3 separate regions of the Homo sapiens genome follow, and all the other regions are linked to region 1. A link is an interaction called in ENCODE POLR2A ChIA-PET data of the cell type or tissue named here. Cell type or tissue: HepG2. All regions are shown on one strand. Each heading gives the region's core, and the rest is flanking DNA. Links, peaks and the distances in the headings are about the cores only. Region 1 overlaps GNAL (G protein subunit alpha L). Region 2 overlaps GNAL (G protein subunit alpha L). Region 3 holds the start of LOC101927511 (a long non-coding RNA gene).

Region 1 (10,653 bases), core at 1,374-9,373:
AGTAAAACGAAAATGTCAGAATCTAAATAGTAGGTATTCAAGTGTTCACTACAAAATTATTTCTAATTTATTTTATGTTTGAAATTTTTATAATAAAATGTAGGGGGAATAAAGAAAAATATGTATATGTAAAGCTGTGATCAGAAGCTTACAGAAAAATAAATTACATAGTAGCACAGGTTAATAAATTGACAGTACCCTACAAATTACAGTGTGAAATGTAAGACGTGTGTGTCAGGTTTTATCACAATACTTTTGTTTGCTGAATTCTTTGAAACACTTCCAAGGAATCCAGGGAACTCAGGGAAAACAACTAAGTACTGTACTACTATTAATAAAGGTACAGTTTCAGAATTATTTAAGACGTGCGTCCCACCAGGCGAGGTGGCTCACATCTGTAATCCCAGCACTTTGGGAGGCCAAGGCAGGAGTACTGCTTGAGTCCAAAAGTTTGAGACCAGCCTGGGTAACATGTTGAGACCTCGTCTCTACAAATAATTTTTAAAAATTAGCTGGGCATAGTGCCACACACCTGTAGTCCCAGCTACTCCAGAGGCTGAGTTGGGAGGATTACTTTAGCCCAGGAGTCAAGGCTGCAGTGAGTAATGATCATGCCACTGCACTCCAGCTTAAGTGACAGGGTGAGGCCCTGTCGCAAAAAATAATACTAATAGGCCGGCTGTAGTGGCTTATGCCTGTAAAATCCCAGCACTTTGGGAGGCCGAGGTGGGCGGATCCCCTGAGGTTGGGAGGTCGCGACCAGCCTGACCAACATAGAGAAACCCTGTCTCTATTAAAAATACAAAATTAGCTGGGCATGGTGGCGCATGTCTGTAATCCCAGCTACTCAGGAGGCTGAGACAGGAGAATCACTTGGACCTGGGAGGCGGAGGTTGTGGTGAGCCGAGATCACACCATTGCACTCCAGCCTGGGCAACAAGAGCAAAACTCTTATCTCAAAAAATAATAATAATAAATAATAATAATAAAGAGGTGTGTGCTCTGTATTGCTTAGTACCCAAGTGTAGCTGTAAGATAGCTCATATTTATTGAAACTTGCCCTGTGGAGGCACATTTTATGCACATTAGATGAACTAACATAGTAATCCTCACACTAACCCAATGAGTTCATTATCTTTATTTTGCAGATGAGGATATAAAGGCACATAAGATTACATAAGACTACACAATACCAACTATTACTTGATTGATCCAGGATTTCAAATTTTAAACCTAAAGATTATGAGAGACTACTTTAGATTAAAAGTTCACCAAGCATTCTGTGAGCATCAGATGCATGCTAGACACTGCCAGCCACTGAATGACAAAGATGAATGAGGCATGGACCTATGCATTTGAAGGAGATTGCCTCAGGGACATCCTTTTTCTCAGATTCTGAAGGAACTGTCATCAACTTCACATCTCCATCCACTTCATATCTTGAACCTAGTTTTCCAATGAAAGCCAGGATAGCTTTTTCTTGAGATGGAGTCTCGCTCTGTCACCCAGGCTGGAGTGCAGTGGCACAGTTTTGGCTCACTGAAACCTCCACCTCCTGGGTTCAAGCTATTCTCCTGCCTCAGCCTGCTGAGTAACTGGGATTACAGGCACATGCCACCACGCCCAGTTAATTTTTGTATTTTTAGACATGCCACCACGCCCAGTTAATTTTTGTATTTTTAGTAGTGCTGGCGTTTCACCATGTTGGGCAGGCTGGTCTCGAACTCCTGGCCCACCTCGGCCTCCCAAAGTGCTGGGATTACAGGCGTGAACCACCACACTCAGCCCAGGATAGCTTTTGATGTACATATAGAGGTCCTTATGATTCAAGAAAGTGAAAAAACAAGCTCATAGAAGGGGGAAAATGTTTATAAATCATGCATCTGATAAAGGACTTGTATCTAGAATCATAAAGAACTCTTACAAATCAATAATAACATAAGTAAACCGATTTTTAAATCAGCAAAGGATCTAAATAGACATCTCCCAAGTAAGATAGATGAATGGCTAATCAGCCACGAAAAGATGCTAAACATCTTTAGCTGTTAGGAAAATGCAAAGCAAAACCACAGTGACATTCCACTTCATAACCCTAGGGTGGCTGTGCCTAAAAAGTCAGATAAAACAAGTGTTGCTGAGGATGTGAAGAAATTGGGATCCTCATATACTGCTGGTGGGAATGTAAAATAGTCCAGCCACTTTGGAAAACAAACTGGTAGTTCTAAAAAACGTTAAACACAGTTGCCATATGGCCCACCAATTCCACTCCCAAGTGTATGTCCAAGAGAATTGAAAATATACATCCATGCAAAAACTTCTAGGCAAATACTCATAGCAGCATTATTCATAATAATCAAAATGTGTAAACAGGCTGGGCATGGTGGCTCACACCTGTAATCCCAGCACTTTGGAGGCCAAGGTGAGTGGATCACTTGAGCTCAGGAGTTTGAGACCAGCCTTGGCAACATGGTGAAATCCCTTCTTACGAAAAATTATCCAGGCATGGTGATGCGCACTGGTAGTCCCAGCTACTTGGGGGGCCGAGGCGGGAGGATTGCTTGAGCCCAGGAGGTCGAGGCTTCAGTGAGCCAAGATTGCATCACTGCACTCCAGCCTAGGTGACAAAATGAGACCCAGTCTCAAAAAAAAGCGTTAACGACCCAAATGCCCATCAGCCGATGAGTGGATAAACAAAATGTGACGCATCCACACGATAGAATGTTATTCAGTTACAAAAAGAAATGAAGTCCTGATGCATGCTACAACATGGATGATCCTTGAAAACATTATGCTAAGTCAAAGCCACCAGACACAAAAGACCACATATGGTATCATTTCATTTATATGAAATGTCCAGAATAGGTGTATCTACAGAGACAGAGTAGACGAATGTTGCATGGAGCCAGGTGGACTTGGGGGATGAGGAATCGCTTTAATGTGTACAGAGTTTCCTCTTGGAGTGATGAAAATGTTCTAAAAGTGATTGATGGTTGCACAACTTTGAATATACAACAAAAAAGTCATTGAATTGTGCATCTTAATCAAGACTCCCTGTTGCAACTGGCTTGTGAGAGCTTTACTTGGACACTTCAGTAAAATTAATTTGGAGACTCCTGATCATTCGAGTCTGCCTAATTTCAGGGCCTTCTGATTTAATACCAAGTGGGTAAGATGCATTATGTTTCATCCATGTGCCACGCATGGTGACAGTGTGGGGATGCTTCTGAGAGGATGCGGTATGAGATCCATAGCATTTCAGATTGTTCATGTACTTACTTTGTCTTTTTAAAAATCAGTTTAAGAGAGAAAGGCGGAAGAAATGAAATAGAAAAGCAAAAAATACTGATTCAAAATACAGTACCCATACTGAAAATATGTCTTAAAAATCTCTTCTAAAAGACTATCTTTGTGGAAATTGGCAGGTAATTTCTAAGTTGTTTCCATAGGATTTGGAGTTGTTCTTCTCCATGCAGTGCGTGACACAGTAACATATAAATATGAGATGTTATAGCATATATCACTACTTCATTCCTTTCAATAGTTGAACCACATGAATGAACAACTAAATCTAACCAAATTTTGTAAACTGTTCATTATGATGGGCTAACTGACATGAAATTATTGTGTACCACTGTGCCTAGAACAATGCCTGGCATATAATAGGTGTTTAATAAACTTGTTACATGAATAGATTTTTGTGTTATCACTGTTCTTTTTCTGCTCTCTCTACCATTCATAGCCCAGTATTCCTATGTATACAAAATTAATTTTTGGCTGGGTACAGTGGCTCACGCCTGTAATCTCAACACTTTGGGAGGCCAAGGCAGGAGGATCACTTGAGCCTAGGAGTTTGAGAGCAGCCTGGGCATCTTGGCGAGACCTCATCTCTACTAAAAGTAAAAAAAAAAAAAAATTAGCTGGGCCATGGTGGTGTGCACCTGTGGTCCCAGCTCCTTGATATGGTGAAAGCGGGAGGATTGCTTGAGTCTAGAGTTTGAGGCTGCAGTAAGCCATGATCAAGTCACTGCACTCCAGCCTGGGTGGCAGAGCAAGACCTTGCCTCAAAAAAAAAAAAAAAAATTTTTTTTCTTTAAAGCTCAGATAGACGTAAGCATAATATCTCTTCATAGCAGCATTATTCACAATTGGGCAAAAAGTGGAAACAACCCAAGTGTCATCAGCTGACAAATGGATAAACAAAATGTGGTGTATCCCTACAATGGAATATGATTCCACCGCAAAAAGGAATGAGGAGCTGAACTGTGCTACAGCACAGCCTCCTTTAGAGCACAAGCGTTCTAGCTCAGAGAAAAGCGAAAGCTGTAATCGTGCATTGTGTGAGCACTTCCTTCGTCCCAGTGAACAATAATAATGTGTTCACAATATCAAGGAATGTAATGAAAGCTTTTCAAATAGAACTTAAGGTATAAGGAAGCTGCTCTTTGATAATTTCATATCAAAGAAAGCATTCAAAAAAGGAAGAAAGTAAAACCTTTCTTAGGGTAGTGCATGCATTAGCGGTTAGAATTAAATATCTTTATTTCACCAAACTCCCTTGATCACATAATAACTAGGATCCATGATATCAACAAAAGCTACCTTTGAACTATGGCATTATTCTATTAACTGACTTAAGGAACTCTCCACACAAATAGAATTTCCATTTACTTACAATTTTATTCATGTGACAACAATTAAGTGCATGGGATGCTCGTATTTCTCATTCTATTCGATATTTGTGAAAATGCAGTGCTCTGCATTATTTCTGTGAAGAAAGAATGAAAGATTCCTTATCCAGCTACTGAGGCAGGTAGTCATTGCTAAGAAAGAAACTGCTTTGCCATGACTTTCTGCCAGGATACATGCAGTGACTAAATATATCTTCTAAGATAGACAAGACTTAACAGATCGTTTTGCCAAAAAAGGAAATTTTTTATTAACCTCAATTGAACATGTTTAATGACATCCCAGATCTCTTTTAAAATAGGAGACTCAGCAGAGGTGAACACTGATGCAAAGGTCAGTTTCTCATTCCAGCTCTTCCTTTGAAACATAGTGTGACCTGAGCAAATCTGTGTGTTTGGTATCTGGGGCACCCCCTCTGAGAAAGCTCTTTATCTAGGAGTCCTCAGACTTCCCTTTGTTACCCTTTGTTGACCACGTGCTTCTCATAGTTAGCGTTCTTCCCTGGAATGATCTACAGGAGACCTGGTGGACGTATTCGGGAATGCTGTGACAGATTCAGTCAATGTACACAGTCATAGCTGCAGAGAAGAGGAAGCACCCGGAGGCCTCCAGTGAGCAAGAGCCATGTTGAATGCACTTTGTCCTTCTTTCTTTGATTTAGTTCACGTAAATGACATTGAGGAATTTGCTTTTTCTTTTCTTTTTTTTTTTTTTTTTGAGACACAGTCTCACTCTGTCGCCCAGACTGGAGTCAGTGCTACGATCACAGCTCACTGCGGCCTGGACCTCCCAGGCTCAAGTGACCTCCCACCTCAGCCACCTGAATAGCCAAGATCACAGATGTGCACCACGATGCCCAGCTAATTTTTTGTATTTTTAGTAGAGACGAGGTTTCGCCGTGTTGCCCAGGCTGGTCTTGAACTCCTGGGCTCAAGCAACCTGCCCACCTCGGCCTCCCAAAGTGTTAGGATTACAGGCATGAACCACCGCACCCAGCCTTCATCAGCTTTCAATTCTCTTTTAACCCCTAAACTAATCTTAAAATACACTGTCTCCTACAAATATGTTAAGATTTACTATGAAGTATTGTTTTTCAGATGGCAGTCACAGCTACAATTTATTATATTTAGGGCAAGGTTAATCATGATTATTTGAAGACAGCTTTGTGGTTCCCGGAAAAGATATACCTGCTAGGGCCGGGCACGGTGGCCTATAATCCCAGCACTTTCGGAGGCCAAGTTGGGCAGATCACCTGGGGTCAGGAGTTCAAGACCAGCCTGGCCAAAATGGTGAAACCCTGCCTTTACTAAAAATACAAAAATTAGTCGGGCATGGTGACGCATGCTGTAATCCCAGCTACTCTGGAGGCTAAGGCAGGAGAATCGCTTGAACCTGGGAGGCAGAGGTTGCAGTGAGCCAATATCCTGCCACTGCACTTCAGCCTGGGCAACAGAGTAAGGGTCTGTCTCAAAAAAAAAAAAAAAAAAGAAAGAAAGAAAGAAATACCTGCTAGAATTCCTCATTCATCAGATTTATGGAGGAAGCTCTGTGAGCACCTCTGCTTCCCAACTGCGGGGATCCTTCCATGAGAAGAAATTCTGGGGAAGATAAAAACCTCTGCTTTATGGAATGTTACAAATGCATCAGGTTTGCATAGGGAATTACTTACCTATCCCCCATACTGTTCATTCTCTAGCCTGAAACTCAGTAAATGTTTGTGGAATATACGTATGAACTGGAAGATTGTAGCCCAACTCCATCAAATAACGAAAGAAAACATATGTTATATTTTAGTTCAGATTTTTTTTTTTTTTGAGACGGAGTTTCGCTGTTGTTGCCCAGGCTGAAGTGCAATGGTGCAATCTCGACTCACCTCAACCTTCGCCTCCCGGGTTCAAGCAATTCTCCTGCCTCAGCCTCCCGAGTAGCTGGGATTACAGGCATGTGCTATCATGCCCAGTTAATTTTGTATATGTTTTTTTTTTAGTAGAGACAGGGTTTCTCCATGTTGGTCAGGCTGGTCTCGAATTCCCGACCTCAGGTGATACACCTGCCTTGGCCTCCCAAATTGCTGGGATTACAGGCATGAGCCACCGCGCTCGGCCTAGTTCAGATATCTTATATCTAATGACTTGGTGTAGCGGCCCCCAGCCTTTTTGGCACCAGGGACTGGTTTCGTGGAAAACTATTTTTCCATGGACCGTGGTGGGGTGGATGGTTTCAAGATGAATCCAGTGCATTACGTTTACTGTGCTCTTCTATTACGATTACGTTGTAATATATAATGAAATAATTATATAACTCACCATAATGTAGAATCAGTGGGACCCCTGAGCTTGTTTTCCTGCAACTAGATGGTCCCATCTGGGGGTGATGGGAGACAGTGACAGATCATCAGGCATTCGATTCTCATAAGGAGCATGCAACCTAGATCCCTCACATGCAAAGTTTACAATAGGGTTCGTGCTCCTATGAGAATCTAATGCCATCGCTGATATGACAGGAGGTGGAGCTCAAGTGGTAATGCGATTGATGGGGAACAGCTGTAAATACAGATGACGTTTTGCTTGCTGGCTGGCACTCACCTCCTGCTGTGTGGCCTGGTTCACACAGCATGAGAATGTGGCCTAGGGTTTGGAGACCCCTGACTTAGTTCATACTCATTGTAAAGTTAGCACTTCTTTTAAAAACATTCATCTTTGGCCTTCTTTCAACTGTTGACTATTTGATTGTTGACTGTTTCACTGTTGAGTGACTTTAGGGTGTTGACTGTTTCAGAAGAAACTGAATGCTATTATGGTACATTATAAAGGTACAAAAGTGATAAGTATTCTGCTTTGTTAGAGGATTTTTCACATTCTAAAGAGATGTTAAGGCCAGGCACAGTGGCTCATGCCTGTAATCTCAACATGTTGGGAGGCCAAGGTGAAAAGATCCCTTGAGCCCAGGAGTTTGAGGCTACATTGGACTATGATTGTGCCACTGTACTGCAGCTGAACAACAAAGCAAGACCCTGTCGCTAAAAAAAAAAAGAAAAAAGGGGCTGGGTGTGGTGGCTCACGCCTGTAATCCTAGCACTTTGGGAGGCCAAGGTGGGTGGATCACCTGAGGTCAGGAATTCAAGACCAGCCTGACCAATATGGTTTCACCTACTAAAAATAGAAAATATGTAAAATTTTTTACTACTAAAAATACAAAAATTAGCGGAGAGTGGTGGTGCACACCTGTAATCCCAGCTACTCAGGAGGCTGAGGCAGGATAATCACTTGAAGCAGGGAGGTGGAGGTTGCAGTGAGCTGAGATCGCACCACTGCACTCCAGCCTGGGCGACAGAGCAAGACTCTGTCTCAAAAATAAATAAATAGATAAGAAGAAAAGAAAAAAAGGAAAGAAATAAAGAGATGTTAAAAATAAATTATTTCTAGTAGGACTCACCAAGTTAAGTTATATTTGATTTCTAATACCATTTTGCTTCCTAACGAAAGACAGTAGCTTAAACTAACAAAATCGTTATGTCACCAGGCACAGTGGCTCACACCTGTAATCCCAGCACTTTGGGAGGCCGAGGTGGGCAGATCACCTGAGGTCGGGAGTTTGAGACCAGCCTGACTAACATGGATAAACCCCATCTCTACTAAAAATACAAAATTAGCAGGGCATGGTGGTGCATGCCTGTAATCCCAGCTACTTGGGAGGCTGAGGCAGGAGAATCGCTTGAACCTGGGAGGCAGAGGTTTCAGTGAGCCGAGATTGTGCCATTGCACTCCAGCCTGGGCAACGGGAGTGAAACTCCATCTCAAAAAAAAACAAAAAACTTTATGTTTTGGCCGAAAAGTTTAATTACAGTTATTCCTTGACGAAAAGAAATGGCCAAGATTAGCCTTCCATGGACACTAATGGCTAATGACTCCTTACTTTACATGAAGTGTGTGGGTTAGACTAGAATTGAAGGGATTTTAAATTGAAAGGTTCTCAGGGCCGGGCACAGTGGCTCACGCCTGTAATCCCAGCACTTTGAGAGGCCGAGGCAGGCAGATCACCTGAGGTCAGGAGTTTGAGGCCAGCCTGGCCAACACAGTGAAACCCTGTCTCTACTAAAAATGCAAAAATTAGCTGGGCGTGGTGGCGGGCGCCTGTAGTCCCAGCTACTCAGGAGGCTGAGGCAGGAGAATCGCTTGAACCCGGGAAGCAGAGGTTGCAGTGAGCCGAGATCACACCACTGCACTCCAACCTGGGTGACAAGAGCGAAACTCTATCTCAAAATAAATAAATAAATAGGTTCTCAGGATACATGGTTCCTGGAACCAGTGCTCTCCATTCTGTGGCCATGGCCGTTTTAAATCACTTGTGCCTTAAACTTAATCTAATTGAGACATGATGCTAAGTAAAAGCTGGGTCTAAGGCAGATCAATCACAGCATCAATTAAGGGTACGAGTGAGTCAGCTGCACACACATGTCCCCGGGAACAGCAGTGAAGAAGAAAAATGCTTTTTCCCTCCACCACCATCTACCAATACTCAATGCAGACTAGCCCTGGGAAGAGCTCCTGACTTCTCACAATCTGTTCCCATCATGAACAGAAGGTGCTCCCCGAGGAGGACGAGAGAAGATTTTAATGTGCAACAAAATTAACTGGCCAATTTGTACATTCGCCATTTTTATTTTTTATTTATTTATTTTTTGATTTATTTTATTTTATTTTATTTGAGATGGAGTTTCACTCTTGTTGCCCAGGCTGGAGTGCAATGATGTGATCTTGGCTCACTGCAACCTCCGCCTCCTGGGTTCAAGCGGTTCTCCTGCCTCAGCCTCCCAAGTAGCTGGGACTACAGGCATGTGCCACCACACCCGGCTGATTTTTGTATTTTTAGTAAAGACAGGGTTTCACCATGTTAGCCAGGCTGGTCTCAATCTCCTGACCTTGTGATCCGCCCACCTCAGCCTCCCAAAGTGCTGGGATTACAGATGTGAGCCACCACGCCCAGCCTCGCTATTTTTAACTTATAGATTGTAAGCTTAATGTTCAGGTTAAACATAAAAATTACGTAAGAACAACTGGCTTCCATATTCCTTCAGAGGTGGGATTTGTACCGTATTACGCCAGACGCAATCCTGTCCTTCTATCTTCAGGTTTGTAATAGTAAAATCATTTTCCATCCAGAAGCATGTTTTCAGAATAAACTATGTTTCCCAGTAGTCAACCAGACAGCTGTGAGATATGGCAAAATGCTGTGTGCAGGAGAGTGCACTTTTCTTGAAAATAAAAAAAAAAGTAGCATAATAAAGACTGCTAACAAATAATAAGAACACAGATTGGAAAGAGGAATATATCGTGTGTTTCATAGACCTAACAATATTTCACGTGTTTGGTTCCCTGCCATATTGCTTGAGTTTGTACGTTAGTTTGTAGGAACCTGACCAAAGGAGTAGATTTTCCTCCTACAAAATGCTCTCCAACTAGAGGAGTCAGAGAGAAATGGGCCCAGTTGAGGCAGAGGTAGCTTGCGCCACTCCGGGTAACAGAGTGACACCCTGAAGGAAAGAAATAAAGGAAGGAAGGGAGGGAGGGAGAGAGGGAAGGAAGGAAGAGAAAAGAGAGAGAGAGAGAGAGAAAGAGAGAGGGAGGGAGAGGGGGAGAGAGACAGAGAGAGAAGGGGCCCAGTCAGCCTTCTCAGTTTTGCTGTGTCAGCTCTATATGGTCTTCACAATATTTGCAAATATCCAATACAAACTGCCAGGAAAACGCCACTTAAATAATACATTTTTTTCTCTTAGTAAGTCTTGTTTCAGGGATTTTTTAAGTTAAGCGGTTTTGAGTGGCCCTCTCTGGTGATCTGACCTGATGAGGGATTATTACCCACTGTTAGATCATAGGCCTTATTTTTTCCAGCTTTATAAATGAGGAAATTGAGGCCAGAAAAGAGAGGCATCCCGTACCAGCCTTAGAGGGACAGGTGTGTTGAGAT
Region 2 (10,653 bases), core at 1,437-9,436, 51 kb before region 1:
CAAAAGCCAGTACCTGGTCTCTGAGCGTGGAAGAAACTGACTGTGCGTGCTCTGTTGGATTATGAGAAAGCTGCATGAGCCTGGCTGTCCGTATGTATGGGAGTCAGAAAAGTGGGAGGAAATATATGATTCATGGTGTACAAAGAATTGAGTTTAGAAAAGGGGAATAAACAAGAGGAATTACTCAGTCACTACTATTTAAAACTGAGAATCAGAAGACAATTAGCACAATGTTGTTGGAAGAAAGTTTCAGATAGTGTAACATTTTTAGTTTCTGCAAAGTCTGGAATTGCTGTGATTCATACTTTTTCCCAGTCCCACGCTCAGTTTTCGTCCCCTCTCAGCCATTGGAAATGTGCACCTGTCTTTCCCCTACCTCAATCCAGTCAAGTCTTTTAGATGGTTTTATATAAGATTTCATCCCAGTGGAATTTGGAAATTAGTCTAGAAAGCTGAAAATGAGAGGGTACCTGAAAGTTGGGATAAAGATGAGGTCATTGCTCCTGGATTCTGCACTCTTTCCCATGATATCATCCTTTAGGGAATCCCTGGAAATGTGGAATGGGTGTCCACAAGGCAGATGGAAGTATGGGATGCTCCGTGGTAAGCCTGTATGCCTCCAAGCCCCCAATAAGTAGAACAATGGGAAATGCAAATTGCAGAAATCTGGAACAAGGAGAAGAAAGGAGGACACTGGATGATGCTGGGATTTACCAATGCTGGGGTTCCAGGAAGACAGCTTCTCTGGCCCCCGCCCAGGCCTGGAGGCTGCAGGCCCCTGCCTCCTTAGAACCATGGTCCCTGGACAGCACTCCATCCAGCCTTTCAGAGTTTTGTTTTCTTCTCTTTAGCTTACAATTAATTATCTTAGGGAAAAGAAATCAGTGCCAGTGAATTGCCTTGCTTTTTTTTTCAATGAGTCTTTTCTAAATTGGGTTCAGGCCGGTGTATGAGAGACCAGAAGGAACCCTTCTGCCCAGAGACCCAGTCTGACGCCCCCTCTCCTGCGAACGTCAGCGATGGCCTCGGCCATGAATGGGTTAAGCAGCAGCTCCTCTGCTCAGCCCCGTGTTGAGCTGTTATTGAAGGTCTTTAAAGGCTTCCGCCCACCTTCCTCCCACTCCCCTGGCAAGTGAAAGACATTTGAATTCCTCTTGCAAGGCAGAAAATTATTAAAGTGAAAGAAAATGACTGTTCCCTGTTCTAAAAAGGAGAGAAAAGAAAAGTGGGGCTGCCCCTCCTTCATTATTTCTTACCTGAGAAGGAGATTATCAGAAACAGGGTGAAGCATTCTGACTCCCAGAAATCAGGAGAAGGGGAAGTTTATCCTGTCGGCCTTTTGTGTGCTTATTTCAGCTTATAATTCAGTGCCCTGGAATTCCGTGCACATTAGAATATGGAGGACCTGCTAACCCTGGAGGAGATAACCATGATTAATAGGGTTATATCCTCACAGGGCAGTATTACTCAAAGACCCCAAGTAACTAAATTATAGAGAAGAATATGAAAGAGGAGTAGAAACCCGGTTTATTTTTCCTGTGCCTTTGAGCACTACAACTTCCACTGAAAATCAATTCATTTTAGAGGGTCAGATCTGAATGAGAGATTTTAGTAATGGTTCTTTTACACGTGGCTGAAGAAGCGTGGTGGGATAGATCTTCATACGTTTTCTTTTTTTTTTTTTTTTTTTTTTTTTTTTTTGAGATGGAGTCTTGCTCTGTCGCCCAGGCTGGAGTGCAGTGGCGCTGTCTCAGCTCACTGCAAGCTCTGCCTCCTGGGTTTATGCCATTCTCCTGCCACAGCCTCCCAAGTAGCTGGGACTGCAGGCACCCACCACCACACCTGGCTAATTTTTTTTTTTTTTTTTAGTGGAGACGGGCTTTCACCACGTTAGCCAGGATGGTCTCCATCTCCTGACCTCGTGATCTGCCCACCTCGGCCTCCCAAAGTGCTGGGATTACAGACGTGAGCCACCGTGCCCGGCGATCTTCACACATTTTCATTTGAATCTTTTTATATTTTATAAACATCACTTCATAATTTCTCTGTTAATCCAGCTCACCTTTATACTTCCCAATCTAATCAAACTACTGATTCAAACTATGTCTGCTTTACCCCAGCCCTGTCCAGAGCATGGGTCTGGCCCTGGGAGGTGGAGGGTGAGTGAGCTAAGAGGGCTATTGGAAAGGTTTTTAAAATAATCTCTGGCTGGGCCTGTAATCCCAGCAGTTTGGGAGACTGAGGTAGGAGGATCGCTTGAGGCCAGGAGTTTGAGACCAGCCTGGGCAACAACACAGCGAGACCTCATTTCTACAATAATAATAATAATCTCTGTTCTAGGGCTTATGGTTTAATTAGGAGGATTAGACCAACAGTCATGAAAAGCTAAAGTCAAGAGATCATAGAATTTAATTAAATCTCAGTTTTAAAATGTCTCTACTTCCCCAGACAAATATAAAGAAAAGGAAAAGGAAAGCAAGAACCTGGCAATGGCAGAAGTCTGTTCTGTATCCACTTCAAGACAATGCATTTTACATCTCCTTAGGATGTATAAATATTAGAACTAAAGTCTCTGCCAATACATCACTTTTTTGGCAACAGCTATGGTGCTGGAAGTGACAATATGATCACCAGTGAGGTGGGCCGAAACAGTTCTCAGCATTTACAGTACTATCATAATTTGGTCATAATGACATGTTGCGGAACTCATATAAGATACAGATACAGAACATTTCAAGTGTTGTTTGGCAGCCATCATGTAATAAAAGTTAAACTGATAGCATGATTACCTGAGAGCTATTTTCATGTGTATTTAGGAAATATTTGGCCGGGCGCGGTGGCCCACGCCTGTGTAATCCTAGCACTTTGGGAGGCCGAGGTGGGCGGATCACGAGGTCAGGAGATCGAGACCATCCTGGCTAACACAGTGAAACCCCATCTCTACTAAAAATACAAAAAATTAGCCAGGCATGGTGGCGGGTGCCTGTAGTCCCAGCTACTCAGGAGGCTGAGGCAGGATAATGGCATGAACCCGAGAGGTGGAGCTTGCAGTGAGCCAAGATTGCACCACTGCACTCCAGCCTGGGAGACAGAGCCAGACTCCATCTCAAAAAAAAAAAAAAGGAAATATCTGCTTAATAGGATCATGGGCAGCCGGCACTGGTTTGGCCAATCCCAGAGAAAAGGAAAAAAGTGTGTCTTAGCACCCAGTTTCATTGACATTGCCAACTTCCCATTTCCTTCTGCAAACTTCCCTTTTTTATTTCCTGCTGTCCCCAGTAAATTTATCCTTGACCATACCTGGAGCCATTAACCGTAATCGGGCCTTAGATATCTTACACACCCCTGAGAATTTCTCCTCAGCTGTGGAATAAACGTGTTATTCCCAAGTTGTGCTGTGCTTCAGAACCACCTGGGGAGCTTTCAAACAAGATCCCTAAGCCTGTCCTCAGAGATTTTGATTCAGGAATTCTTGGGTGAAGCCTTGAGGAATCTATTTTAATAGCTCCCCAAAGGCTTCTAAGGCACCAGGAGGTGTGGCAGTCACAACGCAACACCTAGTGTGGCTCTCAAGGCATAACCAGAGTTAAGAGGTGGTCAGAAACTGACAGCGAACTTGCAGCAATGCCCTTGTTCTGTGAGGAGTGGTTCCCCATGCAGATGGCCTCATTTATAAGTGTGCCCCCACCCCATTTTCTCTGTACTTACACTCCACAATCATGCCAAGAATCGTACTGTCCTATAGTCCTTTTTATGTTTACAATTCAGAACAAATCTTGATTCATTAAAACTTATTAACAGTTATTAAAAATATTGACAGTGTTGGCCGGGCATGGTGGCTCATGCCTGTAATACCAGCACTTTGGAAGACGGAGGCAGGCGGATCACCTGAGGTCAGGAGTTCGAGACCAGCCTGGTGGTCAGGCTGGTCAGAAGTTCAAGACCAACATGGTGAAACCCCGTCTCTACTAAAAATACTAAATTAGCTGGGTGTGGTGGCACACGCCTGTAATGCCAGCTACTAGGGAGGCTGAGGCAGGAGAATCGCTTGAATCTGGGAGGCAGAGGTTGCAGTGAGCAGAGATCACACCACTGCACTCCAGCCTAGGAGACAGAGCAAGACTCCGTCTCGAAAAAAAAAAAAAAAAAATATATATATATATATATATATACACATATATATCAAAAGTGTTTTTTCTTAAAAATAGAATGTGTAAGATAAGTTAAATGTAGAGTATTAGTTATAAAGAGGACTTGATACCACAAGTTCCATCTCTAGGCCTATCTCAGTTTCAGCACCTGCTCCCACCTCTAACTAGTCTTTCTCGATGCCACACAACCTGTTTTCTTGGGCCTCCTTCATTTCAGGTCACACCTCTGCCAACCCTGCCACAACACAGAGGAGCAGTTGAGGCCCTCAATCACTGTCCTAAGTAACAGGGCATTGCTCTTACTTGCCAAGACCTTAGCTAGCCTCAGGCAAAATTGTGGAGTCTGTTGAAAACATCCCTTTCCTATCACATGTTGCTGCCAGATACTCAGGTATTTAAATCTGGGTAAGCAATAAGTGATACAAGAAGTGTAAAGTGGTTTTGAAAATTCTAGCCCCAGCAACTGTCCTCTAACATTACGGACTGTGATGATGGATTCCCACGTAGTTGGCATTGATTGAGGATGATTTGCAAACCTACTTTAATTAAGCATTTTCTCACAACTTCTTAGCTCATTTGGGTAACTCCATGTGCATATAACTTAAGGTTATGGCACCATATGGTGGGGAAGACTATATATAGATAGGCAGATTCCCCACGGATCCAACAATCCAGTTATCATTGTATAGATTATAAGCATAAACAAAATGTACTTTAAGTGGATTGTTCTAATAAAGTACCATGTCTTCTTTTTCCTCCTTATATTTTATCATCACCTCTGTCTTAGCATTTGCTACCAGAATCTGGAGATGCTCTTAGGTGGACACAGAGTCTTACATGCCATTGATACATATACTGCTCATGTGGCTTGCAGAGGAAGGACGTGAAAAGCTTAGACCCAGAAGCTGGGAAAGGGCCTTGTTGTTAGTGTCAGTGTAATAAGATGCAGCTTCTAGCTCATTGATGCTGCTGTGTTGCAGAGGAAAAGCCTCAGATAAAAGGATTTTGTTTGAAGTAAAACATCACAAACCGGATTCCTTGTAAACACAGGAATAGTTGAAGAAGGTCAGACTCAGATCACTGATGATGCAAATGAGAAGAAAGTTCCAGGAAGTAAAGGCTTAAGCTTTCTAGAACGCTCCAGTGGCCCAGGAAGGGTGCTGTTGTTCTTAGAACAATGAGATGTCAAATGTATTCAAAGTAAAAATTAAAGTGGGAGAATGGTTTTAATAATTTGAAGTTTACCTCCTCAAGCCAGTTGTTGGATGAGGGGTTGAGAGCTATCTTTTGTGCAAGTGGGCAGGGGGTGTTCAGAGCCCTGCCCCTGGGGTCTCTGCACACCATTGTTGGGACAAAAGAAATTCTCCAGGGCGTCTGTCAGCTCCTCATGATTCCCCCAGCTTCCGACACTCTGAGGAAGAAATTCTCCAGGGCGTTTGTCAGCTCCTCACGATTCCCCCAGCTTCCAACACTCTGACATCAATGTGTCCTTGGGGATGTGTTGTTTACAATAATGTAACATTCACACTAAGATGGACTTCATTTTTAATACAGACTCATAAAGCATTTTTAACCACTTATTTTAATTCAGCAATTCTTAACTGCAAAGGAGGTCAGTGCCAAGGTGGAAATCAGTGTTAACATGTTTGATTTTTGCCTCTGAGGCCCCTTTGACACTTATGTAAAATTCTCTGGCTTCCAGCCTGGCTGATGGTTTTTCTTTTCTTTTCTTTTCTTTTTTTTTCTTTTTTTTTTTTTTTGAGACAGTCTTGCTCTGTTGCCCAGGCTGGAGTGCAGTGGCACGATCTCGTCTCACTGCAAGCTCTGCCTCCCGGGTTCACACCATTCTCCTGCCTCAGCCTCCTGAGTAGCTGGAACTACAGGTGCCCGCCACCACGCCCAGCTAATTTTTTTGTATATTTAGTAGAGACGGAGTTTCACCGTGTTAGCCAGGATGGTCTTGATCTCCTGACCTCGTAATCCGCCTGCCTCAGCTTCCCTAAGTTCTGGGATTACAGGCGTGAGCCACCGCGTCCAGCCAGCTGATGGTTTTTCAATCAAAACTATTCCAATACTTAATTTAAGAAAAACCAGAAACTACTATTTAGGATTTACAGAGCAAGATATCCAGATTTCAGGAATGAGAGGTGACTAATTCCCAGAGTTGTTTTCAAATTAAACTGTCACTTTAAAGCTGTGAAGGGAAGGCCAAACAATTTGGTTAAGCATGTCCTTTCGGCATGGTGGTGGCCATGGCTAAATGGTTTGTGTGGGTTCTTAAGCCATGGCTAGGATCCTAGTGAAGGTTTCCATGAAAGTAATGTTGAAACTCTGAAGGAAGCAACTAGCCACAGTTATTTTTAAATTTCCTGCCTGTTTGTTTCTTTGTTGCCAGCCACAGGAATGGGAACCGCTAGGTGTTTTTCCATAGCCATAGCAGAACAGGCTCCCCTGTTGAGCAGTGAAGACGCCTGGGTTAGGGGGTGAAACCAGAGAAGCCATAAGGGATGCTTTTTGCCTTCTAAACAGAAGGTTGATTATCAAGAGATCATGCTTGTTTGTTTGAAATAAATGAACTGATTTCTCCCCTGGGTGTTTCTCTTGGTAAAACATTTTAAAAGCTTTTAAAGTGGGGGAGGAACTACAACCAACTCCACACTATCTTAATAAGATACTAAGCTCAGATAGTAAACACACACAAAAAATTAAGCTACTGCATGTGATCTATTTAGGAAAGACTTTATATTAGAGAATAACAGAGTTAGCTTATAGGTGCAATCATCTAGACTGGTTAGCTGCTGTAGACAGATATCTATCAAGTTTTCTGCTTCATTGGGTTTCATTGCAAGGACTCGAAGTAGGACACAAAGGACTTCGGACTCAAGTAGCTTCCCATGTCTACCTCTGCAGTGATCCAGGTGTGCCGAGAACTCCCGAGGGTCTGCACCACATCCATAGTGCAGCACTGTCAGCCTCACCTCTCACAGGTGTCTCCCCTGGTACAGGTGTCTCCTGCACAGTTAAGCCAGTCTGTTAAAGACTGTTAATCATTTTGATTATGACTATTGTCATTTCCGATTTTAATTTCCTGCTAATTTTTTGAGTTCAGACCCACCTCTTTTGGAGACCTTTCCAACCTGTCCTGAAACTGAGCAACCTCTCCCTTTTTGGCCACTTCCTGTGGCTTTCCTAATTGGCACCATAGCTTTGGTCACGAAATTATATCCAGTACTTACTGCCTTGTATTGTTTCCTTCCTCCCTCCCTCCTTCCTTCCCTCCCTTCCTTCCTTCCGTCTTACCCTGTTTCCCAGGCTGGAGTGCAGTGGCGTGCAATCTCAGCTTACTGCAACTTCTACCTCCCGAGTTCAAGCAATTCTCATGCCTCAGCCTCCCGAGTAGCTGGGACTACAGGCGCACACCACCGCACCTGGCTAATTTTTGCATTTTTAGTAGAGATGGGGTTTCACCATGTTGGCCAGGCTGGTCCCAAACTCCTGACCTCAGGTGATCTGCCCGCCTTGGCCTCCCAAAGTGCTAGGATTACAGGCATAAGCCACTGCACCCAGCTTGTCTTGTATTGTTTTCTAATTACTTGGTATGTCTTAGCCATAGTCTCCCTACTGAAGTGTTGACTTCTTGAGAACAGGAGTATTGGCCATCTCGCCTTGTCCTAGACACATAATCTGCAAAATTACAAACTCTTTGAGGACAAGGGCACCTCTTTCTCATTCATTGCAGTATCCTAGCTCCTAGCATGGTGCCTAGCACAGAGTTAGAGCTCAATAAATATTTGTTGAATGATTGATCAATTGTTGGCACTGAGGGAATACTTGGGCATTGATTATAAGATTTGAAGGAGAGGGTAATTCTTGTCTTAAAGTGTCTTTGGCAAACTACCAACCTGGTGACATGGTGATGCAACTTCCATATGACAGAGGACACTACCAAATCCCTTAGTAACTTTAGGTATGTTTATATAGTTGGACTTGTTATATTATTGAATAGTGTCATTTTCCAATAAAAAGTTGTGGAAATTTGAGAAATAATCTAGATTGAACTAATTCTAAGAGACATATATAACTTTACTCCATATGCAAAAATTAAATCAAAGTAGATCAATCACCTAAATATAGGAGCTAAGACTATATGTAGGGGTAAATCTTCATGATCTTGGATTTGGCAGTGATTTCTTGGATATGACATCAAAAGCTTGAGCAACAAAGGAAAAAAATAGGTAAATTGGACTTCATCAAAATTTTAAAATTTGTGCATCAAAGGACATAAGAAAGCAAAAAGACAATCCACAGAATGAGATAAATATTTGTAAACTGTGTATCTGATAAGGGTCTAGTAACCAGAATATATAAAGAATTTTTGCTTGGGTGCAGTGGCTCATGCCTTTAATCTCAGCATTTTGGGAGGCTGAGGTGGGAGGATCTCTTGAGCCCAGGAGTTTGAGACCAGCCTTGACAACAATTGAGACTCCCATCTCTTACAAGACAATTTATTTTTTAATTATCCAGGCCTGGTGGCATGCACCTGTAGTTCCAGCTACTTGGGGGGCTGAGGCAGGAGGATCACTTGAGTCCACAAATTCAAGGCTGCAGTGAGCTATGATTGTGCCACCACATTGCAGCCTGAACAATAGAGCAAGATCCTGTCTCTAAAAAAATAAAAATCTACAACTCAACGACAAAAAGACAAATAATTTAAAAATGGACAAAGGGGCCAGGCGCAGTGGCTCACGCCTGTAATCCCAACACTTTGGGAGGCTGAGTCAGGCAGATCACAAGGTCAGGAGATCGAGACCATCCTGGCCAACATGGCGAAACTGTGCCTCTACTAAAAATAAAAAATTAGCTGGGCGTGGTGGCACGTGCCTGTGATCCCAGCTACTTGGGAGGCTGAGGCTGGAGCGGGAGTCAGAGGTTGCAGTGAGCCGAGATTGCACGCCACTGCACTCCAGCCTGGCGACAGTGAGACTCCATCTCGGGAAAAAAAAAAAAAAAAAAGGACAAAGGACTTGCTTAGCATTTATCCAGAGAATATATGCAAATGGCCAATAAGCACATGAAAAGATGTTCAACATCTGTTGTCATTAGGGCAACACAAATCAAAACCACAATGGGGTGCCACTTCACACCCACTAGAATTCTATAATTAACACACACACAGAAAATAACAAGTGTTGGAAAGGATGTCAAGAAATTGGAACCCTCATGCATTGCTGCTGGAAGTGCAGAATGGTGTAGCCACTGTGGAAAACAGTTTGGTTGTTTCTCAAAAGCTGAAACATAGTACTACCAAATGAACCAGCAATCCCAAAATCACTGAAAGCAGAGGATCAAACGTATCTCACATTAATGTTGATAGCAGCACTATTCACAATAGCCAAAGGGTGGAAACAACCCAATGTTCATCAACAGATGAATGGATAAACAAAATGTCTTCTATCCGTGCAAGGGAATATTACTCAGCCATCAAAAGGAACGAAGTTCTGATACTTGCCACAGCATGGATGAACCTTGAAAACAGTATGCTAAGTGACAGAAGCTAGATGTGAAAGGCCACATATTGTAATTCCAAGCATATGAAATGTCCAGAATAGGCAAATGTATAGAGACAGAAAGCAAATTGGTAGTTGCCAGGTGTTGGAGGGAAGAGGGAATGAGGAGTGACCACCTGGTGGGCACAGGATTTCCTTTTGGACTGATGAAAATGCCTTTCAACTAGAGGGGCAGTTACACAACGCTGTAAATACACTAACACCACTGAGTTGCACACTTTTAAATGGTTACTTTTATGTTATGTGAATTTCACTTCAATTAAAAACACACAGGTTAAAAAAAAAAAAAAAAAAAAAAAAAGGACAGGCCAGCCCAGTGGCTCACGCCTGTAATCCCAGCACTTTGTTTTTTGTTTGTTTGTTTGTTTGTTGTTTTTGAGACAGAGTCTCGTTCTGTCACCCAGGCTGGAGTGCAGTGGCGCGATCTTAGCTCACTGCAACCTCTGCCTCCGAGGTTCAAGCGATTCTCCTGCCTCAGCCTCCTGAGTAGCTGGGATTACCGGCGCCTGCCATCATGCCTGCCTAATTTTTGTATTTTTAGTAGAGACAGCGTTTTTCCATGTTGACCAGGCTGGTCTTGAACTGCTGACCTCAGGTGATCTGCCCATCTCAACCTCCCAAAGTGCTGGGATTACAGGTGTGAGCTACCCTGCCCAGCCTAATCCCAGCACTTTGGGAGCTGGAGGCAGCTGGATCACTTGAGTCCAGGAGTTCAAGACCAACCTGGCCAACATGGCAAAACCCCACCTCTACAAAAATTACAATAAATTAACCAGGCATGATAGCATGCACCTGTAGTCCCAGCTACTCAGGAGGCTGAGGCAGGAGGATCACCTGAGCCAGGGAGGTTGAGGACGCAGTGAGCTCACTACACACCAGCCTGGGTAACAGAGTGAGACCCTGTCTCAAAAAAAAAAAAAAAAAAAATGAACAGG
Region 3 (10,653 bases), core at 971-8,970, 110 kb after region 1:
TTGAGACGGAGTTTTGCTGTTGTTGCCCAGGCTCGAGTGCAATGGCGTGGTTGGGCTCGCTGCAACCTCCACCTCCTGGGTTCAAGCGATGCTTCTGCCTCAGCCTCCTAAATAGCTAGGATTACAGGTACCCACCACCACACCCTGCTAAATTTTTTTATGACTCATGCATGAGTCACTGCACCTGGCCATTAGTAACCAATTATAAACTAAAACCAAGGCTGGGCATGGTGGCTCATGCTTGTACTCCTAGCACTTTGGGAGGGCGAGGCAGGCGGATCACTTGAGGTCAGGAGTTCGAGACCAGCCTGGCGAACATGGTGAAACCCTGTCTCTACTAAAAATACAAAAACTAGCCAGGCATGGTATGCGGCTGTAATCCCAGCTACTCGGGAGGCTGAGGCATGAGAATCGCTTAAACCCGGGAAGTGGAGGTTGCAATGAGCTGAGATGGCACCATTGCACTTCAGCATGGGGGACAAGAATGAAACTCCGTCTCAAATTAAAAAAATAAACTAAGACCATAATGAGAGCCGGGCATGGTGGCTCATGCCTGTGATCCCAGCACTTTGGGAGGCCAAGGCGGGTGGACTGCTTGAGCTCAGCAGTTCAAGACCAGCCTGGGCAACATAGCGAAACCCTGACTCTACAAAAAAATAAATTAATTAATTAAATAAAACCATAATGAGTGTGATGGCTTTAAAATATGCCCACAGATTCTTTGATACTTCTCCCACCAAGAGATGTAGCCCAATTCCCCTCCCCTTGAGAGTGGCTAACCTTAGACGCTCTTCTAACAGTTAGAATAAAGCAAACAGACACTGTCAGCCTTCAGTGATCTGGTTGAACAGACCTATGGAGAGGCCATGTGGCAAGGAACAGGGGCCCCCTGGCAAGTGCTGCATGAGGGAGCCCCTCAGCCCTGGACAAGTCTTCAGCCCCAGACAACATGCTGAAAAGGGAGAGTTCCCGGACACCCTCACAGGATGTGTGACAGGGGCGTGGCTCATCTGTTCGGCCACTGTGTGCACTCAAACCCCTTATGGGGTGGGGAGCACGCAGATGAGCAAGTACAGGAGATGGGGCAAGTGGCCCTGGGCTCCAGCCCCACGGCAGTGTCCAGGGGTGGGTGTCTGAGATTCCCAAAGCACACATGTGTTACAGTGTGCTCTTTCAGCTTTGCTGTCCGCAGTCAACTTAACTGTTAACCAGCTCAGTGCCCTCTTAGTACCCAGATCCTTGTCTGGTGTCCAGAAAGAATTAGGTGGCACACAGACTTGAAGGATAAATGTGGGGGTTTTATCTCTCAGTGGGATGGATGGGGAGCTGGAAGGGAGATGGAGTGGGAAGATGATCTTCCCCTGGAGTTTGGCCATCTAGTGGCCCACCTCCTCTCTGACTGTCCCCAACCGAACTCCTCTTGGCGTTCAGATGCTACTTCTCTTCTCTTTGCTGTGCTGTTCTGCCATTCTTCTTCACTTCTGTTTATCTCCTTGTAAAGCCCTGGGTTTGGGGTTTATATAGATATAGGATGGGCAGCATGGTGGGCCAAAAGACAACTTGTGGGCATGAAAACAGGAGTGCCCGTTCTCATTTAGGGCTGCGGGTTTCCAGGCTCAAGGGTGGGGCTTTTGCCAGGAAACTGCTCTCTTCTACCCAGTATTTCCATCTGCTGTCCATATCAATGCTGACGGCAACCTCATGAAAGACTCTGAGCAGAACCACCCTGCTAAGTCACTCCCAAAGAGACTGAGGTAACAAGTTTTTAAGCCAAAAAATGTTGGGATAATTTATTATGCAGAAATAGATAACTTATAAAATGAGACACACCCACACGTGCACCAGAATAGCTAAAATTTATAGTCTGACATGTCAGGAACTGGTTAGGCTGTGGAGAATGGGCACTCTCATTACACTGCTGGTGAATGTGTAATTGGTATAGCCATTCTGGAAAGCCATGTGGCATGATCTGCTAAAGGACGGTACACATACCCTATGCTACAAGAATTCCATTTTAGGATACACCTACAGAAATACATACAATATGCATTGTATACAAAGCTCATGTGCAAGAATACTCACAGCAGCGTTGTATATAATAGCCCAAACCTGAAACTAACCTGTCTACCAAGAGTAGGTGAATAAATGGTGGTGTGTTCACACAGTACAGTGCTACACAGCTGTGAACATTCATGAACTATAGCTACCCGTGACAGAGACAGGAAGCAGCCAAATGCCTAGGTAGATAGGGGCAAGTCCCTGGTGAAACCTCACCTCCAAGCCGAAGGCAGTTTAAAGCCCGAAAGCCAAGCTGCAAGTTAAATGCTCAGGCCAGAAGGACAGCCTGCCTTCCCATTTGGCGCACTTTCCTCTGATTGATCTCCATCCTTCACCTATTTTACATATACCTACCCTTTCCTAATTGGCTTTCTACACTGTCATGCCCACCTTTGAGTGGTGTCTTTGCTTTGACCCATTTTGCATACTCACAAACCAATTATCACACACTCCTTATTCTGAGCCCACAAAAAGCCCCGGGCTTAGCCATATTGAGAACTTTCCTGCCTTGAGGTAGGGGGACCACCCCCATGTCCCTTCCCCGCTAAAAGCTGTTTAATCACTCAATAAAACTTTCCACCTTACTCTTTCAGTGTCCACATGCGTACTTCTTTCTGGTCATGAGACAAGAACCCAGACCTATCTGAGCTAAGGGGCAAAAAATCCTGCATCACCTGTAACAATTTGATTGAGTCTCACCAACAAAATGATGATGATGTTAGCCAAACACAAAAGAATTAATACTAAGTGATTCTCTTATCAGGGTCCAATAAAGAGAGAGAAGCTACACCAGTTATTCCAAAAGAGTGAGTAATATAAAGAATTACTGGGCCGGGCGTGGTGGCTCACACCTGTAATCCCAACACTTTGAGAGGCAGAGGCGGGCAGATCACGAGGTCAGGAGATTGACACCATCCTGGCTAACACGGTGAAACCCTGACTCTACTAAAAATACAAAAATTAGCTGGGCGTGGTGGCAGGCGCCTGCTGCTCGGGAGGCTGAGGCAGGAGAATGGTGTGAACCCGGGAGGTGGAGCTTGCAGTGAGCAGAGATCGCACCACTGCACTCCAGCCTGGGCAATAGAGCGAGACTCCGTCTAAAAAAAAAAAAAAAATTATTATTGACGGGCACAGTGGCTCATGCCTGTAATCCCAACACCTTGGGAGGCTGAGGAGGAAGGATTGCTTGAGCCCAGGAGTTTGAGACCAGCCTGGGCAACATAGAGAGACCCCATCTGTACCGTGTGTGTGTGTGTGTGTGTGTGTGTGTGTGCACGCGCACGCGTGCGTAGCATTCAGCTATCAACCAGGAGGTTTCATTTAGTGTAACCCAGCAAGTACTCACAGAATTTTTTTTTTTTGAGACACAGTCTCACTCTGTCACCAAGACTGGAATGCAGTGGCGCAATCATGGCTCAATGGAACCTCAACCTCCTGGGCTCAAGCAATGCTCCCACTTCAGCCTTCTGAGTAGCTGGGACCACAGGCATGTGCCACCACGCCCGGCTAAATTTTGTATTTTTTGTAGAGAAGGGGTTTCGCCATGTTGCCTAGGCTGGTCTTGAATTCCTGGACTCAAGCCATCCGCCCACCTCGGCCTCCCAAAGTGTTAGAGGCGGAGGTTGCAGTGAACCAAGATTGCACCACTGCACTCCAGCCTGGGCTACAGAGCGAGACTCAGTCACAAAAAAAAAAAAAAAAAAAATGTTAGGATTACAGGCGTGAGCCACCTCACCCATACAGAAATGTGATCCACACTGTAAGACGCGCCTCTTCTTGAAATACTTACCCGATTCTTTGTTCTCTCACTGATCTCTGATCTCTCCACCTTCCCAAGTCTTGGAAAACTTGTCTTCTGATTTCAGAGTTAACCCTTAATTACGTAGAATCTTCCATTGTCATGTATTACATTACACGTGCTGGTTTTATCTTCCCAACTAGAAGATAAACCATAGAATCAGAAAAACAATTTTATCATTTTATTTCCAAAATTACATAGCCCAGGATTGAACTGTCCATAAACATCTATCGGATGGTCAGCTTCAAAACTAACTGCAATGCTGATGAGTTAAAATAGCTCCTTTTGTTGGCACCAGATAATAGATAAACATGAGAAGCCAGTGCAGTGGCTCATGCTTGTAACCTCAGCACTTCGGGAGGTCTAGGAGGGAGGATGGCTTGAGCCCAGGAGCCCATAGTGAGCTATGATTGAGCCACTGCACTCTAGTGTGAGCAACAGAGCAAGACCTCGTCTCTATACAAAATAAAATTATACATTTTTTTTACATAAGAAAACTTGAGAGAGATCATACTTTTGGGTTTCTTTATTAAAAGAAAGAAGACCAAAAGGTGACCCAAGTAAAAGTGTACACCCCTTAAGGGAAAAAAAAATTATTTTCATTTAAAATCGTTTTCTTTATCTTTAAAGTGAAAGTGCCATATCTGGCTTCCTAAGGAGGAACCACAAACCGCGTAGACTCAGGCCAGCCGCTGGGCCTGGGCCTGTGTGTCCCTCAGGCGGCGACCTTTGGCCCACTTCAGGCCGGCCGTATTTACCAGCTTAGAGGCGCCGCGGCGTTGGCGAGTCCTTTTTCACCCACCCCTTCCCTCCGTTCTCAGGCTTGAACTTGAACAGGCACTCATGACTCAGCAAACGGTACTTGATAGGGTTCTTTACACGTCAGTCAGGCTATTTTTTAAAATCACTCTTCCTGGAGATCTTCAAACCAGAAGCACCGCGGGCCCTCCCCAACGGGCTTCTGCTTACCTCCACTACGTGATGCAGTATGGCCCCCGGGAGGCCGCCCCCAGATTCTAGAGGGGCTTACCCCAGACACACCCGAAGGACCACCTCGTGACCTCAGAGGAACAGCCCTAGACCCAGGAGAGACTGCCAGACACCCCCGTGGCAGCCCGCCAGGGCCCAGCTCTACTTGTCGCCTGGAGGTGCTGCCTCCCTTCCACGCCGCCCCAGGGAATGGCCGCCCCTCTGGGGCTCCTCCCAATCCCCCTTCCCAGGACTGACAATGGCCCGGCGCCCTGCTTTGGGCCAGGATCGGCCTCGAGCCTTCCTCACTAGCGGCCAAGAGCCGGAAACCTTGCGTCTCAGATTCCCCGGGTCTGTGCACCCCCACCCCAACCGGTCTTCCCACCCAGGCCCCCCCTGATGCCAGCTGCGGGCCTGGACCTAGCCCGGGGCCCTGCCCCTCCGCCCCTCTCGCTGGACAGCCCAGGCCGGCGCCCGAGGGATAGGCTCGGGAGCGCGGGGAAGACGCTGCAGCCGGAGCTGGAGCCAGGGCCCACCTGTCCAGCGCCGTCCTGAGCTCACACAAAGACCCTTCCAGCCTCACCGAGGCCGCGAGCCCAAGCCAAGATCTTACAGATGTCAGGAAGTCTGGTTTAAAACCCATTGGTTAAGAAACTAATGACAATTTTTTTTTCTTAATAGGAAATCTGGGTGACTAGAAAATAGAGGGAAGGGAGACATTTTCATAACACCCTGTCACCTTTGCATTTCATGCACATGCAGAGTTGCATTCATATTATTAAAATATCTTTTTAGCTGGGCGCGGTGGCTCACATCTATAATCCCAGCATTTTGGGATGCCGAGGCAGGTGGATCACTTGAGGTCAGGAGTTCGAGACCAGCCTGAGCAATGTGGCGAAACCCTGTCTCTACTAAAAATACAAAAATTAGCCCAGGCATAGTGGCGGACGCCTATAATCCCAGCTACTCCGGAGGCTGAGGCAGGAGAATCATTTGAACCCGGGAGGTGGAGGTTGCGGTGAGCCAAGATCATGACACAGCATTTCGGCCTGGGAGACAGAGCCAGACCCTGTCTCCAAAATAATAATAATAAATTAATTAAAATAAAATAATATCTTTTTGACCTGGTGCTGGTTGCATAGGTATGGTCAGTTTGTGACAGTCCAGTGAGTTGTATGTTCAGGATACATGTATTCTTCTGAATGTGCATGTACTTCAGTTAAAGGTTTCCAGAAATAAACCTTTGGGTGAGGAGCAGAGCGCACTTCATCCTGAAGGCATAGGTGTGCTTTTGGGCCACCAGTAAACGGAGGTCATCCCACCTGTCATCCCACCCGGGGCCTCCTGTGCTTGGACGGAGATAAACAACATCCCTGCCCTCATTTCTGTTGCCTTCCTTCCCCCAATCGTGGAGTCTTCCCAGGAGCACAAACTCAGTGCATTCCTACTATCTAATTCCCCTATGAAGCTGGCAAAGGCTGGAATGTTATTTAGATTTTGACGGAAAATCATTCATAGCAATTCAGTTACTCAACACCTACTGAGCCCCAGATTCCTGCCTTTTAGTACAAACACTTTGTTCTCTGTTAAAAGCATTCCATGCTATATAGCACTGGCCATGCTGTGTCCCCTCTCTCTTCCTGCCACCCCCAGCACAAGGCTCTACCAAAAACTCGAAGACAACAAGCTAAATGTGGTTTGGTATGTAGAATCTTATTACTTGCTGTGATTGCACTGCTTAACATGAAGCATCATATTGACTTGGGATGTTATGAGAGGTACTAAAGGAAATTTACTTTGTCAGTTTTCCAGCTCTAACCCCATAAACTCTGGCTTCTAATAGAGTGTGGTGGTTGGTAAATGAATCTGGAAGAACAATCAATGAGACATATAAGGATTTTTAAAGGAGAGGGGAATATAATTGCAACCTAGGTGAAGAGTTTCAAGATTTAGGTAGGTGCCCATTCACATAATAGGCTAGACTATATGATTTAAACAATTGGTTGGGGATAATCACATACAGTACGGCACATTAAAATTGGTAAGAAGATAGGGCTGGGCATGGTGGCTAATGCCTGTAATTCCAGCACTTTGGGAGGCCGAGGTGGGTGGATCACAAGGTCAGGAGTTTGAGACCAGCCTGACCAACATGGTAAAACCCCGTCTATACTAAAAATACAAAAATTAGCCAGGCTTGGTGGCGCATACCTGTAATCCCAGCTACTCAGGAGGCTAAGGCAGGAGAGCTTGAACCCAGGAGGCAGAGGTTGCAGTGAGCCGAGATCGCGCCACCGCACTCCAGCCTGGGTAACAGCGAGACTCCGTCTCAGAGAAGAGAGAGGCTAATAGCTCAGAAAAGGGAGGGAAATATATTGAAAATCTTAGTGCAGGACAAGAGTGTTTTAAACAAAAAAGTTCTTGGTAAAGATGAAGGTAAATTAGATACATGAAAACAAACTCATGGTATTTACTAAAGTGGTCTACAATCTGTATTACCTCTTCAGGGCCCCTTGGCTGCTTTCACTCATGGACTGCTTGTGTTTCTTGGGAGAGGAAAAATTAAAATTGGTGTGACATAACTTGCTTGTAGTAAAAAATACAGGCTATTTCAAGACTACCAAGAAGCCAGCTCACATCAGCTACATCTCAACAATAGAAAATAATCATTCTGAAAAAAAGGCCCCGCCAGCAGGGTGGCTCATGCCTGTAATCCCAGCACTTTGGAAGCCAAGGTGGGAGGATCACTTGAGCCCAGGAGTTTGAGACCAGCCTGGGCAACATAGCTAGACCCCCGTCACTGCAAAAATTAAATAATTACCTGGGCGTGGTGGTGTGCACCTGTAGTCCCAGCTACTCAGAAGGCTGACCTGGAAGGATCTCTGAGCTGGGGAGGTTGAGGCTGCAGTGAGCCAAGGTCATTCCACCAAACTCCAGCTCCAGCCTGGACAACAGAGTGAGACCTTGTTTAAAAAAAAAAAAAATCTAAGGCAAAGAAGCAGGTCACTTCTCTTCCAATTATAAGATCCAAGACTTAGACCTGGTCTCTATCTTATGCCTGGTACCCCAGACTAGAAGGGCTGAGGTGTGCAATCTATCCCCTGGGCTAAATGAATACTCTTTTTTTTAAGGCACAGGATCTTGCTCTGTGGCCCAGACTGGAGTGCAATGGCATGTAGCCTCAAATTCCTGGGCTCAAGCGATCCTTCCATCTCGGCCTCGCAAGTAGCTGAGACCACAGGCGCGTGCTATCACACCAAGCTAAGTTTTTTATTTTTTAATTTTTTGTACAGACAGGGTCTTGCTATGTTGCCAGGTCTGGTCTTGAACTCCTAGGCCCAAGTGATTCTCTTGTCTCGGCCTTCCAAAGTGCTGGGATTATAGGCATGAGCCACTGTGCCTGGCCAGGGCTTGGGAATTTTAGTAGGGGAAACAGATGTGTTAGTCAATAAATGAGAAGCGTTTCCGGTGCTTTCATAGTTACCTGAGCAGGTGCAGCAGAACCCAAGGGAGGTGAATACTGCCAGATCTAGAGAGACAGGAAAGAGGCTTCCTTCAGAGAGGGAGGCGGGAGGGCTGGGGAGCAGGCCAGGTCAGGAGGGGCTGCATCAGCCACCCCAAGGAGTCCAGACATTGTCCTATGTGTGTGGGCAGGGGTCGTGTGCTGGTTATTTTATTTATTTATTTATTATTATTTTTTTGAGACACAGTCTCGCTTTGTTGCCCAGGCTGGAGTGCAGTGGCGCAATCTCAGCTCACTACAACTCTGCCTCCCGGGTTCAAGCAATTCTCCTGCTTCAACCTCCCAAGTAGCTGGGATTACAGGCACGTGCCACCATGTCCGGCTAATTTTTTTATATTTTTAGTAGAGACGGGGTTTCACTGTGTTAGCCAGGATGGTCTCGATCTTCTGACCTCATGATCCAGCTTGCCTCCGCCTCCCAGAGTGCTGGGATTACAGGCTTGAGCCACCGTGCCCAGCCTTGTTGTGCTGGTTATTAAGCGTTTGTCTCTCAGCTCAAAACAACCCACCCCTGCTCTGCAATTTGATGCTGAGGCTAAGACTCTGCAGACACGTTTATCTCCCTTTGGCAGCTGACTCCTGTTAAAATCTAGCAGGAGGAGTGCGGGAAGGAGATGGTGGGGGAAGGGGCTGGAAGAGGGAGAAGGGACCTGCTCACCTGCTGTCCTTGTCGGCCTCCCTCCAGCTCTCCCCACACTCTGAGCCAGACTCTCTGTGCCCTGCAGGGGTCATAGCACCAGCCATTCCTTAAAGTCCCCCTCTGAGCCTGCCATGGCAGCTGCAGCAGTGTCCTGCACAGAGGTCCAGCTCCCAGCTCTGTGACACTCCTCCTCCCAGCTTCCAGGTTCTGATAACCTCAACCTCTGCCCCTGTTTCCCCAACCCTAAGGTTGGTAGCTACCTGTTTTGTGGTGAGCAGGTCTATGCAAACCTGCCTCCCAAATCCAAGGAAGCTGAGAGGCCCAAAAAGGAGGCTGACAAATCCAGTTTCTTAGAAAGAAACATTTAATAGGGACTTACAAACAGAAGCCAGGTTTGTGTCTCTGGTCACTGCGAGTTGAGATGGTAGACCCTGCGCCATCATCCCCAGACCCAGGGTTTACACACCATCGGGAAAGGGTGTAGATGCTTCAGAAGAGATGTGTAGGACAATTGAAATATGATATCACGGTTGTTTGACCTAAGGGCAGGATTTATGGTAAAGTACCTGCTCTTACACAAGGAACAACACATAGACTGGAACTCTTAGAGGCTTCTGGGAATAGGAGTTAATCACAAGCCAACATGGTGGATCAGCGTCTGTGGTGGAGCTGCTTTGGCCTCCACACTGCCTCCTGCCTTTAAGGTCCTTGCTGTCTCAGTTTTCTGTTTTTGCCCTTTTACTTGCTTTCTCAATTTTTTTTTCTTTTTTTTCTTTTTTTTGTCGCCCAGGCTAGAGTGCAGTGGCATGATCTTGGCTCACTGCAACCTCTGTCTCCCAAGTTCAAGCAATTCTCCTGCCTCAGCCTCCTGAGCAGCTGGTATTACAGGCACCCACCACCGCGCCCGGCCTAATTTTTGTATTTTTAGTAGAGATGGGGTTTCGCGATGTTGGCCAGGCTGGTCTCAAACTCCTGACCTCAGGTGATCCACCTGCCTCAGCCTCCCAAAGTGCTGGGATTACAGGTATGAGCCACCGCGCCCTGCCTGCTTCACCAATTTCTTTCTTTTTTCTTTCTTTTTTTTTTTTTTTTAGATGGAATTTCACTCTTGTTGCCTAGGCTGGAGTGCAGTGGCATGATCTCAGCTCACCACAACCTCCACCTCCCGGGTTCAAGCAATTCTCCTGCATCAGCCTCCAGAGTAGCTGGGATTACAGGCATGCACCGTCACGCAATGCTAATTTTGTATTTTCAGTAGAGATGGGGTTTCTTCATGTTGGTCAGGCTGGTCTCAAACTCCCGACCTCAGGTGATCTGCCCGCCTCAGCCTCCCAAAGTGCTGGGATTACAGGCGTGAGCCACTGCGCCCGGCCTCAATTTCTTATATTAAATTTTCTCTATTGAAATGCTAAGATTGTTTCTGTTTTCTTGACTGGACCATGACTGATGTCATGGGTATGAGGTCCAAGAAAACAGACTCTCATAGATTAGATCACGGGATTTGTATGGAGGTGTCTTTGGCTTGATCACAGTGCTGACTTCCTTTCTACTAGGAAACTGAACATTAGTAATCTACAGCACATGGCGTCATCACTATCAGTCAAACTGTCACCAGCGGTTCACTGTGATGATACATCTGACGTGCATTGAAAGACCAAGGACCTGCTG

The links. ChIA-PET counts read pairs that join two places held together with the same protein. Peaks named below come from ENCODE experiments on the same cell type or tissue, not always from the same donor. Only the 100,000 strongest peaks of a DNase experiment are listed, where the experiment ranks them.
Region 2: POLR2A ChIA-PET joins it to region 1 with 5 read pairs; 6 of 35 experiments call an interaction of 5 or more read pairs at or near these places.
Region 3: POLR2A ChIA-PET joins it to region 1 with 7 read pairs; 1 of 35 experiments calls an interaction of 5 or more read pairs at or near these places.

Annotation. Positions count from the first base shown.
Region 1 is chr18:11,835,490-11,846,142 of GRCh38, forward strand. The region is part of intron 5 of GNAL (G protein subunit alpha L); the gene reads left to right. Among named protein-coding and RNA genes, the nearest start is that of CHMP1B, 11 kb to the right of the region's middle. In HepG2, for the core only: no CTCF peak of the experiment used is centred there; a DNase peak (open chromatin) is centred at 5,192.
Region 2 is chr18:11,784,766-11,795,418 of GRCh38, forward strand. The region is part of intron 4 of GNAL (G protein subunit alpha L); the gene reads left to right. Among named protein-coding and RNA genes, the nearest start is that of CHMP1B, 61 kb to the right of the region's middle. In HepG2, for the core only: no CTCF peak of the experiment used is centred there; no DNase peak of the experiment used is centred there.
Region 3 is chr18:11,942,739-11,953,391 of GRCh38, forward strand. It overlaps LOC101927511 (a long non-coding RNA gene), which reads right to left and starts at 5,445. Exons shown (of 4, transcript XR_007066296.1): 1 at 5,362-5,445; 2 at 3,848-3,995. RefSeq lists enhancers at 4,328-5,096, 4,664-4,793, 5,117-5,864, 8,904-9,593 and a cis regulatory region at 4,421-5,208. In HepG2, for the core only: no CTCF peak of the experiment used is centred there; DNase peaks (open chromatin) are centred at 3,473, 4,643 and 6,343; H3K4me3 peaks cover 1,459 bases.